3 separate regions of the Homo sapiens genome follow, and all the other regions are linked to region 1. The links are chromatin loops, found by intact Hi-C in ENCODE. Cell type or tissue: B cell. All regions are shown on one strand.

Evidence for each region. Peaks named below come from ENCODE experiments on the same cell type or tissue, not always from the same donor. Only the 100,000 strongest peaks of a DNase experiment are listed, where the experiment ranks them.
Region 2: it touches region 1 in a loop (11-fold over the local background); 26 of 110 quality-filtered maps call a loop at or near these places.
Region 3: it touches region 1 in a loop (20-fold over the local background); 95 of 110 quality-filtered maps call a loop at or near these places.

What each region holds. Positions count from the first base shown.
Region 1 is chr1:207,402,800-207,407,799 of GRCh38, forward strand. All of the region lies in intron 1 of LOC124904498 (a long non-coding RNA gene), which reads right to left. Among named protein-coding and RNA genes, the nearest start is that of CR2, 49 kb to the right of the region's middle. In B cell, CTCF peaks have their summits at 2,307 (motif pointing left) and 2,508; DNase peaks (open chromatin) are centred at 2,302 and 3,202; H3K27ac peaks cover 1,374 bases.
Region 2 is chr1:207,497,745-207,502,744 of GRCh38, forward strand. The region is part of intron 1 of CR1 (complement C3b/C4b receptor 1 (Knops blood group)); the gene reads left to right. Among named protein-coding and RNA genes, the nearest start is that of CR1, 4.1 kb to the left of the region's middle. RefSeq lists an enhancer at 1,816-1,875. In B cell, CTCF peaks have their summits at 1,931 (motif pointing left) and 2,132; DNase peaks (open chromatin) are centred at 477 and 1,937; H3K4me3 peaks cover 701 bases; H3K27ac peaks cover 667 bases.
Region 3 is chr1:207,082,167-207,087,166 of GRCh38, forward strand. No RefSeq gene overlaps it. Among named protein-coding and RNA genes, the nearest start is that of C4BPB, 4.2 kb to the right of the region's middle. RefSeq lists an enhancer at 2,787-2,996. In B cell, CTCF peaks have their summits at 2,704 and 2,909; a DNase peak (open chromatin) is centred at 2,715.

The DNA of each region.
Region 1 (5,000 bases):
GAGGAACCGGGAGAAACACATTTTAACCAGGCTAGCATACAGTTAAGCAGCCACTGCAGGCTTTCCCTTACTGGAAGTCCCACTCAGAGAAAAAGGCCTTTGCGCTAAGTTTAGGTAATTTGCAATGAGACAATATGCCACACTGCTACCAAGGAAACAATGATTTATTGTAGGGAAAAAATTCAAATCAAAACAATAGAACTATTCATTGTGGAAAAATTATTAAAACAAAAACCTCTGTGTTATGTTTAGGTTTCAGGAAAAATAGTAATCTTCTCGATTTATAACTTCTGATGCCTCAGAAAGAGGAACAAGTAATAATTGTTCATCTTTACTATGGGAAGTACAGGAATTTTACTAAATTTGAGAGTTCTGTCATTAATTTTTAAGACTACTTATTGTTTTATATCTTTAATTCCTTAAAACAAGATGTCTCAAACTGTAAAATTCAGCATAAAGGGTACTGATATATATTTCATAATAGATAAGCCAAGAGTGAAATAATACAAAAACAGATACAGTGCTATATGAAAACTTAATCTAGGATGAACATAATATCTCAATTTATTAGAAATTAATGTTGTATTTTAAAAATGAGGCCAGCATAAATGTATACAGTTTTGGAAGAAAGATTGCTGCACACACCATTTGTATAAGGAAAATTCAGGTGGACTATATACTAAAACTTAAATACACATATATGATTTTATTCCCTTTTGTGTGTATCACAGTAAAAATTGGGAATAACAATTGGATAAACTTCAACATAATAAAACTCAGAAAATATAAAGAAAAATAATAATGTAATATTAAAAATTATGTGGCAAAAGTAAATGTAAGCCAGAGAGAAAATATTTGCAACTGATTAATAGTCAATATAAAATGAATTCTACAAACTGAAAAGAAAAAGACTGTCAAATAAAAAATTGGACAAAAATGAAGCAATAGACAATTACAGAGGGAAAATTGCCTATAGCTAACAAATATATGGAAAGAAGTTTAACCTTACAGGCATTTAGAGATATGAAAATAGAAAATTATAAATTAGTCTCTATTAATCAGATTGGCAAAATTTTAAGCATTCAAAGTTGAAAAGATTTTGGTAAAACAAAGGTATACATCAGTGGTAGAGGTATGAATTTCTACAATGGAAAGTAATTGGAAAGTAATCTGGCAGTTTCTGATAACATTTAAGTATATATAATGCTTAACCTATAAATCTCACTTTTATGATACACATTCTATAAAAATATAGATACATATAAGTGTACACATACATATATGCATGATATAGTCTGGATATTTGTCCCCACCCAAATCACGTATTGAATTATAATCTCTGATGTTGGAGATGGGACCTGGAGGGAGGTGACTGAATCATGGAGCCGGATTTCTCAGGCATGGTTTAGCACCATCCACTTGGTAGTGTTCTCATGATAGTGAGTGAGTTTTCATTAGATCTGTCCATTTAAAAGTGCATGGCACCACCCCACCACCACTCTCCCTTTTGCTCCTGCTTTTGCCACGTGACATGTCTTTTCCCCCTTTGCCTTCCACCATGATTGGAAGCTTCCTGAGGCCTCTCCAGAAGCAGATACGCTATGCTTCTTGTACAGCTTGCAGAACCATAAACCAATTAAACCTCTTTTCTTATAAATTACCCAGTCTCAGGTATTTCTTTATAGCAATGAAAGAATGACCTAACATAGTACATATATAAGTACATCATCACATATATAAAACATTTTCATTGTAGACAATAAACATATAAATAATAAAGGAAATTGTCCCTAGTTTGAAGATAACCTTGAATCTATAGAGTGAATAGGGTCACAGACTTTCAGACAGAATTGATAAAGCAAATACATCTACCTAGGATTATTCTGGAAAAAAAAATCTCTGAATTCAGAGGCAGAAAGTTGTACTTTATAGAAGTTTTCGGTTACTAGGTTTATTAGATCTTTTCATGTTCCTTAATAGAAAATACATTCTTCACACTATTCTAAAAACTATATATATACTTTTTTACATTATTTTGCTTTTATAACTTACTGTCTTCTGCTACCCAGTTCCAGAGATTTGAGGTATAAATACGCCATCTAGAAGGCACTTGGAACCTTCACAGCTGACAATAGTTCACATTTCTGAAATACTAAAAATTCAAGCAAGTGTATCAAAATATCAAAGAAAGTTATCACATTGTATTGCTAATGAATATGTACTTTTTCATATATGGTTATTGGAGGGTAAGGTATTTTTTTCTTTTAAACAGCTAAGTGGACTTTGATCAGTTATGGCTATGTCTCCATCTAGTGGTAGGTAAGTACTCTAAGGATTTGCACAGTAAGTGAGGCCATTGTCACACTGAAACAGCTGAGGTGCTGAATACATAGGAATTCTGTGGTTTTTATTGGGTACACATCATCAGGGTCACCACAATTTGTCTTTTTTTTTTCTTTTTGAGACAGAGTTTTGCTCTTGTCACCCAGGCTATAGTAGTGCAATGGTGCAATCTTGGCTCACTGCAACCTCCACCTCCCGGGTTCAAACAATTCTCTTGCTTCAGCCTCCTGAGTAGCTGGGATTACAGGCACCTGCCACCATGTCCAGCTAATTTTTGTATTTTTTTTTTTTTTTTTTTTTTAGTAGAGACGAGGGTTTCACCATGTTGGCCAGGCTGATCTCGAACTCCTGACTTCAGATGATCTGCCCGCCTCGGGCTCCCAAAATGCTGGGATTCGAAGTGCAAGCCACCACACCTGGCCTTGCTTTTAATACAGGATGAAATAATATTTTCTGCTGATGATAACTTGCATTTAAATTCCTACTTGCAAATTTAGTAACATCAAGTTTTTGAGGTATTCACAAAGTCTTTTCAAACATTAACTAAAATTCAAAAGTTTAAATATATATTAAAAAAACTAGTGGCCCTTATTTATGGATTAGTTAGCTACATAGGCCTCTTATCTGTTCTTCCTGAACTTCAGAGCCAAGACTTCTTATCCACACTTATTTATAGCCCTCAGACCTTTTTAAATATGAAGTCCCAGGTATAACATTTATATACCTTTGTGATGACTCTCCATTTACTAACTGAACCTTTTGAGCCTTCATTCTGTCATCTGTAACAATGTCAATAAACACTTCACAAACCTATAATACTTTCTGCATTTATATACATTGTCTCATGTAATCCTTCCCACCACCCCCTGAGGGGGATAGAGAAAGTGTTTACTGTCTCTATCTTATGATGAGGAAGATGTAGTTCAAAGAGATCTTATAACTCATCCAAACTCAATAAACTGACAAATGGCAGAGCTAGAAATTTATATTAGATTTCTTGATTCCAAGTTCAATGTTCTTTGTAAGATTTGCCCCATTTACAACTATGATGATTAAGGGAGCTAATGTTTGTATAAATGCTTAAGTCCAATAGAACCATAATTTATTGTAAAATTACATAATAAAGATAATGAGGTCCCTGAATGTGAGACACTTATGGGGAGATCAGAGAATCCTTCATAAAAGCATATATATCAGGCTGAATTTAGCTGACCCTCAAAATGAAAATTCTCCAGAAATCTGAAGCCTATATAATCTATTAGATATATATTTTTCTATCTTCCCACTCTCTGTGGCCATCTTCTTAAAACATTACTAGGTGAATTATTGCTAAGTTTTCTTACATAAATTAGATGAACAACAAGAAAAAAGCTACATAACTTAACAAACGTATGTCTTAGTAGCAAACAACAACAACAAACCCAAACTAACTGAATGCCTGTATGTGTTGGTTGTGTGTATAAGGCGCTGTACGTAAGAAGTGTGTATGTTGGGGCTGGAGTCTGCTATAAAGAACAGTAATGTCAGATTCTTTCCCTTGAAGTTTTTGTTTCCCCTTCTCCGCCACTTCCCTTTCCCATTTCACTCTATTCCCATCAAAAGGATTCTGACTTGCATAAAACGACAGAACCACAGGAATGGGAAAGGGAAATAAAAACGGAGTCACATTTTTTTGCTCCTGTTTCATGACATCTGCACAAGTCGCCTTCCAGTCTTTAATTTCAGTGGAACCTTTAAGTACTTGTTATATGTCTTTGTAGAAAAACAGATTTCGACCATATGCTCTATGCAGAAGGGAAGCTGAATTGCAACCTCAATTTCTCCTAATTTCTGCCTCCTGACCACCCCCTCCCCACCCAATCCATGAACATCTTTACAAGTATCAGAAGCAGGCCAGGCATAGTGGCTCATGCCTGTAATCCCAGCACTTTGGGAAACCAAGGTGGGAGAATTCCTTGAGGAGGGGAATTCAAGACCAGCCTGGACAACATAGAAAGACCCAACCCCCTCCGCCGCCGCCCCACCACAAGAAGTTTTTTCTTTTTCTTTTTCTTTCTTTCCTTCTTTTTTTTTTTAATTAGCCAGGCATGGTAGTGCGCATATGAGGTCCCAGCTACTGGGGAGGCTTAGGTAGGAGGATTGCTTGAGCCCAGGAGTTTGAGGTTAAAGTGAGTTGTGCCACTGTACTCCAGCCTGGGCAATAGAGTGAGACCCTGTCTCTAGAATAATAATAATAATAATAAGAAGAAGAAGAAGAAGAAGAAGAAGAAGAAGAAGAAGAAGAAGAAGAAGAAGAAGAAGAAGAAGAAGAAGAAAAAGAAAAAAAGAAGAAGCAAAACCCAAAGAGCTAATCTCATACTTGCTCTCTTTCTTTTCTGCCACTACAGAAAACAGAAGAGGACTAGAATTACTTGTGGTCCTAATAATCTAACCAGGCATACTCAAAACTAATCGCAAATGTTTCTTTTAGGATGTATACAAGGCCTAAAATTGACTTTGGAAACATTGAGTATCTTCCCTTCCCATCACAGGCAATAAACAAATGTGGGCTGGTGCACATCTTTTCCTGCCCCTGAAAAGGTTTTATTACCTCTGGACAAGTGATTTCCTAACCTGAGGTCAATATTATCTTAATCATATTTCACAGATAGGCCAAT
Region 2 (5,000 bases), 95 kb after region 1:
CCTATGTTGATTAAGTTACTGTTATAAACAATCCCAGACACTATTAATTGCAAAAAAAAAATTTACTGAGGTTATCACAATAACTTCCAAATGTGAAACAGCCTAAACTAAACTACCTAGAAATTTTGTTGCTGACATAATTTAAATTTTAAAATGCTGATGGATGCTTCCAGTGTGCACGGTCCTTTGGAATTTTAAAGAAGTATAAGAGCTCTGCACCCAAAGTGTATGCATATAGAAGTAGGTGGTGGAGTTTTATGAAATCTACTTATTAGGAAGCCAGCGTTCTGCTTTTTCCAGCCTCTGCTACTTACCAGCTGGTGTCTTGGACCCAGTAAGTTAAGTCACATCACTGACCTTCAGTGTCCACATGTATAAAATGAGCACAACTGACATCCTGATCTCTGAGAGAGACGTTTTGAAAATCAGATGGTGTAATGCATGTGACAGTGTTTTGTAATCTGAAAACCCCCATGCATGTCTGAAAAACCATGACTAAGAAGTCGTGCAAGACTGCAGGATCACCGAAAAGCGAGAAATCTCAACTCCTATGATCAGGAAAGGATGAGTGAAAGGTATATGGCTTTACTAGCACTTAAAGAGTGAATCTAGAAACAGATTGCATACGACAAAAAATAGCAGAGGAGCTAGGATTGTTTTGTTATTATGAGTTACTCACAGTACCCGTAAAGTGGTATAGTGCTATTTGAAAGAGGACTTAGATTAGCTGCAAATAGATATTGCAAATGTAGGACAACCCCTGAAAAATGTGAAAAAAAGAACTATAATTTATATGTTAATAAGTAAGAGAGAATTGCATCATATAAAATGCTCAGTTAAAACAATAAAGATGGCTGGGGACAGTGGCTCATGCCCATAATCCCAGCACTTTGGGAGGCTGAGGTGGGTGGATCACCTCAAGTCAGGAGTTCAAGACCAGCCTGGCCAACATAGTGAAACCCTGTCTCTACAAAAACACAAAAATTACCAGGGCATGATGGTGGGTGCCTGTAGTCCCAGCTACTCGGGAGGCTGAGGCATGAGAATCGCTTGAACCTGGGAGGCGGAGGTTGCAGTGAGTCGAGATCGTGCCATTGCACTCCAGCCTGGGTGACAGAGCGCAACTCCAAATCAAAAAAAAAAAAAAAAGAAACAAACAAACAAAACAAAAAACAATAAAGGGCAGGAAAAGAATGGAAGACAAAAAATAGAAACAGAGAACAAGAGAAAAAAAGCAACAAATAAAAACCAGTAACAAAACTAAAGCAACTATATCAACAATCATTTTGAGTGTCAATGATCGAAATGCACCATTTGAAACAGATCATCAGAGTGGATCAAGAAACAAGACCCAACTATATACTGTGTACAACAAGACCGTTTTAAATATAGACAATATATATGAAAAGTAAATGGATAAAGATATACCATGCTAATGCTAGTCACAGAAAGCAGGAATAGCTGTGTTAATTTCAAACACAGCAGACTTCAGACCAAGAAAAATTATTAGGGATAAAGAGGGGCATCATATAATGATAAAGGGGCCAATTATCCAAGAAGACGTAACAATATCCCATATGTATGCACCTGATGGAGAGACAAAATACGTGAGGCAAAACCCATAGAACTGCAAGGAGAAATAGATGGATTTACTATCATAGTTGGAGACTTCTATGATATCTTTCTGATATCAGAAAAGGTGCTGAAGTCTCCTTATCAGAAATGGGCAGATTCAGCAGGCAGAAAATCCGTAAGGACATACTTGAATTCAACAGCACCATCAATCCACTTGGGTATAATTGACATATATAGATGACTTCATCCACAACAGCAGAGCACATATTCTCCCGCTTACATTCATGGGGATAGACCACATTCTGAGCCATAAAATAGTACACGAATTAAGCTTTACCAGGCAGTGTTTAATATAGGGTGGACTCTGGCGCCCTCACGTGGTCCTCATATAGGATCTGGTTTGGTTATCCCTGCTAGGTAAAGGTGCAAGATAGAAGGGAAGTTCCAATTTGCTTTCTGTGCTTTGTGGTGTATTTTGGTTTACATATGCTCAGATGAGTGGATGTGTGATTTATATTATCTATTTTAATCTAAAATAAGCTTCACATTTGGACAGGTAACATCAAAAGTGTCCTACACAGAAATGCTGGGTGAAGATCCCAGTAATAAAACCAACTCCAGAAAACAAGAAAATGGTAGAGTTGACAATCCCTCTCACCCTCTCCGCAAAGACACATGTATACACATTTTTTGTCAGAGGCATTAAGTAGAAGAAATGCTGTCAGTCTAATCACAACTGATCACAACTCGATGAAACCAAAAAACCTAGAAAGTATCATGAAGACTGTCGAAATAAGCTTTACATTCACTATTGTGAACAGAGAGACTCAATGTGACTGTTTTTTGTCCCGTTAGATGTTAGCTAATGATTGTGCTAAGTCATGATGATTAACAAAGCATTTAAAATATTTATTTTATCTGTGTTACATTTCAAAAATTTATATTGAGGCATATAATTTATGTTCGTGTACATATATAATTTATAAATTTATATATTTGAAAGGGCATGCTCTTTTTTTAAACTGATAGAGGTGCCTAAGCAAAGCAAGTGCAAATCTATTCCTTAAAGGGTAAGTATGCAGAATGGAAAGCAGAGTGTTCTTTGGGTTGACAGCTCATATTGCAACAGACATGAAAGTGATGATGTGTTAATTGTGCATATAGCACAGAATACATCAACTTGCTTTGAATGGAATATCTGAACCAGGAGAATGTGAAAGTGGGCTGAGTCATACAAGACAAAACCCGAAATGAGATAACAATACATACCCACTAGAATGACTAAAATGAAAAAGATTGACCGAGCCAAGTGTTGGCGATAAGGTGGAGTAACTGGAATTATAATATACTGCTATTTGGCAGGTAAAATTATAACATTAACTTTAGAAAATAGTTCAACAGATTCTTAAAACCTTAGACACACACTCAACATTTTACTCTTAGGTTTTTACCCAAGAGAAATGAAATCATATGTCCACACAAAGACTTGTACATGAATTTTCATAGCAGTTTTGTTTGTAATAGCCAACACGTGGAAACAATCCAAATGTCCCTCAACAAGTAAATGGATAAACTAAATTAAGATATATTTATGCAATTGAATATTACCCAGCAACTAAAGGAAACAATTTGTATACATGCAGCAACCTAGATGGATCTCTAATTATGCTGTGTGAAGGCTAAACCATAAAAAAAAACCTGAGTGATTTCCTTTATACAATAGGATATAAATGAAGTGATTTAGGTTATATGAAATTTTAGAAAGTCAAATCAATCTGTAGTAAGAGAAAACCACCTGAGTTATTTCCTTTATATGATAGGATATAAACGAAGTGATTCGGGTTATATGAAATTTTAGAAAGTCAGATCAATCTGTAGTAAGAGAAAACACATTGAAGGTTGCCTAGAGAAGGAAGTGGATGTTTGGATGGATTACAGAAGGGCATGAGGGAACTCTGTGTGGGTGGGATGTATGATGGAAACGTTTATTGTCTTCATTTTGGTGATGGTTTCACAACGCATACATATGTTATAAGTAATCGAATTGTACACTTCAAATACTCATCAATCATTGTATGTAATATATCTTGATAAAGCTATAAAAACTTTTAAAATTATGGTAGGTCTTCAGTTTGTGGATTTTATATTAATATATTTGTCATAGGAACTAGTCACAATTGAGGGATTGGTAATAAAGGAGAGAAAGGAAACTACATCAAGCTTTCTTTGTTGAAGGCTCATATATTCCTTTTTTGAGCTATTATACAACTTTGCTTTTTATAATTACCTATACTATTCATATACTACTATGCAGGTAAGAATATTATGTAATTAAGGGGAAGGAACTTCTTTCCAAGAATGGTTCATTCAATTTGCTTTGTTACTTTAGGTCTCATTCCTTCCTCTCGTTGCAAGCTTTGCTGTGACATTTACCCTCTCTCAATACAGCTTTTGGCGCTAGGCACTTCACATGGAATCTCTTCCTTTGTCCGGCATCAATGGATAAGACAAATATCAAAATTGTATTTCATCCCACATATCAACTAGAGGAAAGGTGAATGCATAACACTGAAAATAACAGCAACTGTTTTACTCAGTGTTTTTTTTTTTTACAGTATCCTCAAAGTGCTGTTATCTATCAAAATCAGCTGTGAAAATTTTTAAAAATAGACTCCTGGGCCCTAACCTAGACCCACTAAATCAGAGATTTGGGGGACATAGCTTGGATTCTTGATTTTTTTGAGTTTTATAAGTAATTCTTCATTTTTTGTTCATTGCAACAAATATGCATTGAGTTCTTATAATTGAGTGTTAAGCACCAGGACTAAGTATTAATTTAGAGGTACAAAAAAACACATCATCTCTTGCCTTTAAATTATGCATATCTAATATCTATTGAGAGAAATAGATACTTCTAAAAGCACACAAAGATAAAAAGCACAAATTGTAATAACAAACAATTATTGATATGAAAGGAAAAGCAAAGTGTCGGACTAGAAATTATTATAGGGTGGGGCAGAGGGAAGTAGTTTAGATTCCAAATCCCTAAGAGGGTCAGGGAAGGCTTCAGATGAGATTGGGTGTGTTCAGGGTGGTATGGCCATAGGCAGGCTGGGGAAGGCTTCTATAAGAAAGTGACATTTTAGCAGATGCCTGAAGGAAGAATTGAAGTCAGAGTGAAGATAAAATTGCGTCACATAGAAGGAATGTCATAGACGGGAAAAATGTGTGTCTTTGGGAAACTGAAAAAGGGGAAAGGGCCACACCTTGGTGAGGGGACCAAGTGGCACAAGATGAGGCAGGGAACATAGACAAGGGCTTCCTTGCTTAACAACTGCTGGCTTAATAAAGCAAATGTGTGATGATGGATACAGGCTGTCTGGGAAAAATAAGTAAGAAATATGAGCTTTCTTGGAGCATCATCC
Region 3 (5,000 bases), 320 kb before region 1:
TTCATTTTTGTAGAAATAGGGTCTCACTATGTTGCCCAAGCTGGTTTTGAACTCGGCAGGAGGTGATGAGCCCATGGGCACTTCCTGTGGCGTCTGACAATGGCCCATCACCAAGGTTTATGGTCTCTAGAAGTATTTTGCACCATCCAACCTTCATTCATTCTCTTGAACTCATTTGAGAATTTGACATGCTAAGGACTCTCTACCCAGAAAAAGGTTGACACATAGGTTTTGCATACAGTTTAGGGAGGTCATGACCTGAAACCCATTCTTGGACCTCAGGGTAGGAAACAGGAGCTACGTAATACTGTCCATACTCTCTTGTCCATTTCTCTCCTTTAACATGTAAAAGAAAAAATAATCCAGTGACATGCATTTGATACTATTTAAGCGGAGGAGGGGAATATATGATGTACTGGAATTTTTTTACTGCACACTGGGATATTTAAGAACGTGGTTTTTAATGAGATAGCATCACTGTAATCATGGAGAGTAATATTTTCTTTCTCTTAAAAACATCAAAGCACAGTCTTTCTTCTTTTATTCTCATCAAGCCAATGTCAGCTGCATTCCTTCAGCCCTTTACAAGCAGAACAACTACGCTTCTGAATTCCCAAAGGCATTTAAATGCCTTTTTGATTGTATGCAACACTCTACCTGTGAAAATCAGATTAGATTCTATAGGAGAGTTTCCCTGCAATTAAGCAAAATAATTTCAGAAGCATAGGAACGCTTGGGAAGCAGCACTGTAGCATGGGGTCTACTCTCAACATGTTTAATGCCCTTCACCAAACATCCAGCCTACTTTCAGAGAATAACTTGTTTATCCATTTGGGTTTCCTTCATCACTGATATGTTTGCCTCTTCATTGCCATTCAGTTTTCACTTCCTAGGTTCTCTCCTCTTTCCCCCATTGTCTTTGTAGAATTTATGGATGGGAAGGGAAACTGTGTCAGAGTATGCTTTAATAAAGTCTGTTAAATATTCTTTTCTGAATTTAAATTCCTGAGTCATTTCACTCAAACTCTGTTTCAGATTAGAGTTGGTTTCAGCTGTGGATTTCAGTAAATCTAAAATAACAACTCCAAGGTCACATTGGTTCAGGCTGGTAATCTCAGCTCTTTGGGAGGCTGAAGCGGGAGGATTGCCTGAGGCTAGGAGTTCAAAACCAGCTTGGGCAATATAGTGAGACCCCCCCCCCACCCATCTCTACAAAAATAAAAAATAAATCAGACAGGAATGGTGGTGCACACTTGTAGTCCTACCTACTCGGGAGGCTGAAGTGGGAGAATTGATTGAGCCTGGGAGTTTGATGCTGCAGTGAGCTATGATCATGCTACTGAACTCCAGCCTGGATGACAGAGTGAGACTCGCTCTCTCTCTCTTTCTCTGTCTCTCTCGCTCAAAAAGAACAATGTGTTGGATTCTACTTCATAGAGGAAGGTGGCTACTCCAGTTGCAGAAAACATGTTTACACTCTGGCCAGCAGGAAGGAAGAAGGCAACAGGACATACCAGCTTCTTTTAAGGATATTTCCCTTCTCATGTAACCCATAAATATATACACCTACTGTAAAGTTAAAAATTAAAAAAAGAATATTTCCTAGATTTTGCAAGCACACTTATGCTTATACCTCATTGGTCAAAATGTAGTCAAGTGGCTACATACAGCTTTCATGCAGGCTGGAATATTTTTATTCCAAGTGGCTTTGTGCCAGTTATAATTAGGGTTTAGTTACCAAAGAAGGGTTCAATAGCTATTGAAGAAGTAGCAACCTGCCTTAGTAGGTAATTGAAACATTGTAGCAGGTCTGAAGAGCTATAACAAGGTGAGCAGTAGCCTTTGAGGAGTTAGGCTGCCATTGCTTTGTAAGAGAGGAAAAAATTATTTTTCCTTCTACCCTCCTAGGTTCTCTGCCTGGGACTTTGTAAATTAGACTAACAAAACAGATTGACAAAAGAAACCCAAACAATTTATTAATGTGTGAAGCACACCCCACCTGGGAGGAACCTCATGATGAGTAACTCAAAGGGGAGTTAGAGCTTAGATTTATATAGCATCTTAACAAAAGAGCAATAACTTTGTAGAGAAGTGACAAGACAAAGGAAAAAACGTTAAGTTTCTAGGGCTGCAAATTTTGAGAAGGCAAATACCTGAAAGAAACTAATGGAGAAGGTTTGTGTAGGTCTGTCTTGACACTGACTTCTTTGTGGACATAAATCTCCCTCCGGAGAAAGGACTTACAGCAGTCCTCATTCCTCAGAAGTTTCTGCTTAGAGTCATCTAAGAGATACTCCAGGAAGGCTTCTTTCTGCTTCCATTGCATCTCATTTGCCTGCAGTTCAAAATAATCTTTATGCCAAAGAGGCATATTTTAAGGTGACTTATTCTTGTCCCCTAAAACTTAGAGTAACAATGCATCAACTCTGATCTTGCCACAGTGCAGGTCCATCTAAACTCATAATTAAAGCTTATTCTACAGTGTTTCATGCACAATTTGATTTTTACAAATTCTTTTTAAAATTTACATTCCCATGGAATCTGCCTAAGGCTACTTTTTGCAAAGCTTATAGCTTGCAGTGAACGCCAAGAATGAGTTCTCAGAAAATTCCAGCTGAGCGGGGGAGGGAGCAGCTCTTCTGAGGAGAGTCCGCCCCAATATCTGCCCACCATGTATTCATTGAAAGGGCTTGTTACACCACAAACATCCACCAGATGGCTTTTTGAGGTCGGGTTGTGAGACACCTGTGGCCTTGTCAAAGCACTCAAACCGCATTCTCAGGAGGCTGTTTTCAGCGTTCCTTATCACACACTCCACTCCTTGTCCTGTTTTCAGGGTCAAGGAATTATATTCTCATGCACAAATAACATACACACAGTGCCTCAGCATTTTTCCATGCCCCAACCTCAAATGCCTTGTACATAAGTTTGAGTATGTGGCTGTGCGCCCCCCACACTTTTCTGGCCCAGGTTGTTTTGGTCAGGCATTGGGGAAACATCAACCCAACGTGTAAAAAACATTAAAAGAGCAATTTAAATCTTTTCTGAATTCTCTTGACAAAGACCAAAGGGAATCCATTCATGACACCCTGTAGAACTTCTTAAAATAGTCTTTCCTGAATTCTCTTAAAATCTTACACACACTGCAATGTGTGTGCCCCTTTTATAACTTCCCACAACTCTTCCCCCAGATTGGGCATTGCTGACTTTTATATTTCTACTCTTCCTTCCTCACCTCCTGATCTCTTCCTTTAACTACCATCTGCCCATTTCTTTGTGTTTTGTTGTTATTTGTTTTTTTGAAACAGGTTCTTGCTTTGTTGCCTACACTGGAGTGCAGTGGTGCAATTACAGCTCACTGAAGCCTTGATCTCCTGGACTCAGGTGATCCTCCTGTCTCAGCCTCCCAAGTATCTAGGACTACAGGCACATGCCACCATGCCTGTCTAATATATATAAAATTTTATTTTTTATAGAGATGAGGTCTTGCTATGCTGGTCTTGAACTCCTGTGCTCAAGCCATCCACCTGCCTCGGCCTCCCAAAGTGTTGAGATTACAGGTGTGAACCACTATGCCCAGCTTGCCCATTCCATTGTAAAGCAATGAAGCCAGTCTGAGAACAACAGTTTCACCTGATCTATTACCCCAGTTCTCCAGGAAACGATCTGGCATAGATCCAACTATCTTTTAATGTTCAAAGGAATAGAAGAGCCTGCTAACGCTCATTTATTAATTCGCCTAATTTTGGATACAAATAGTAAAATATATAAGCCTGTAATCTTTATTTACTCTTGTGGTGTAAATATTCACCCATCAGGAGCCCCAGGAGGACCCTGTCCTGGAGCTGAGGGTAAGCCCTGAAGAATATGCAGGCTTGGAAGGGGAGCAGAGGGAGGCAGGAAGGTGGTGAAGGGGGAGGTGTTGGGGAGAGGAGGAGGGAGGCAGAGAGAAGAGGAGAAATTCCTCTGTCTCTGTCTCTCTCTGATTCACTCTGTCAGTGTCTCCTCTGTCTGTCTTTTGTCTCCATCTCTGTCTCTGATGCTCTTGCTCATCCTGTGGGGAGAGAGGGCTGAGGAGGGAAGAGTGGGATTGGGGCGGGGGACAATGGCAGTGCCAGGTGGAGACTTGTCCTTCAGAGTCCCCAGACACCCCTTCCTAAGCATCTCTATCTCTCTGCATCTATCTCTGATTCTGCCTCTCCCCCAAGACCCACCATATTACTCTCTTTCTCTCTCTCAATCACTCTCTGTTTCTTTCTTTAATCTCTAATTCTAAAATCCAAAAACCTTTGAGACAAAGTTTTCTTCTAATTCATTTGACAGAAAAAACCTGACCCAAACTTTGTGATGCTATTTATTGTCTCTATAGAGCCCACTTAGTGTGAATATTTTTGTATTTTTATATTTTATGGAGAAATATTAGTAAGACAATAGTATAAGTGATATGGTTTCTAAAGTCCTATAGTTCTGAATCTGAAGTAAGCCATTAAGATGAAGAATTACTTGCAATTATTTCCTGTAATACATGTTCTATTTTATGTCCATATTTATGTAGGGCTAAACTAGATTTTCCTTCCTTTTTAAAATAATTTATTGTACAAACATTCTGTATATAAATCTATAAAAGATACTGAAGAACATGCATTCCTCAAGAAGTAGAACATGGGGTATGTAAATAAAAATTATTCAAAGCTTAGGATTAGCAAAAAGAGATCACTGGAGTAAATGCTCAATGGATTCCTGGGCATTTTCTAGCAGGCCCTCTGGAGATGATCTCTGACTGACTTTATTTAAAGTTCTTTTAGAACTCTTTAAGCATAGAGGTTAATTTGCAGTAAATTTATAGGAATGCAAATGACTCTTATCTGAGAACAATGCAAATGATTCCTGGTTATAGTAGAGCAAATATATTTTGTCCATTTTGTTTTAATTACTTTCCACCAGGTAGAAAAGCTAATTGCAAATATTACAGTTTGTTACTCTGTAGGATATTAACCAGT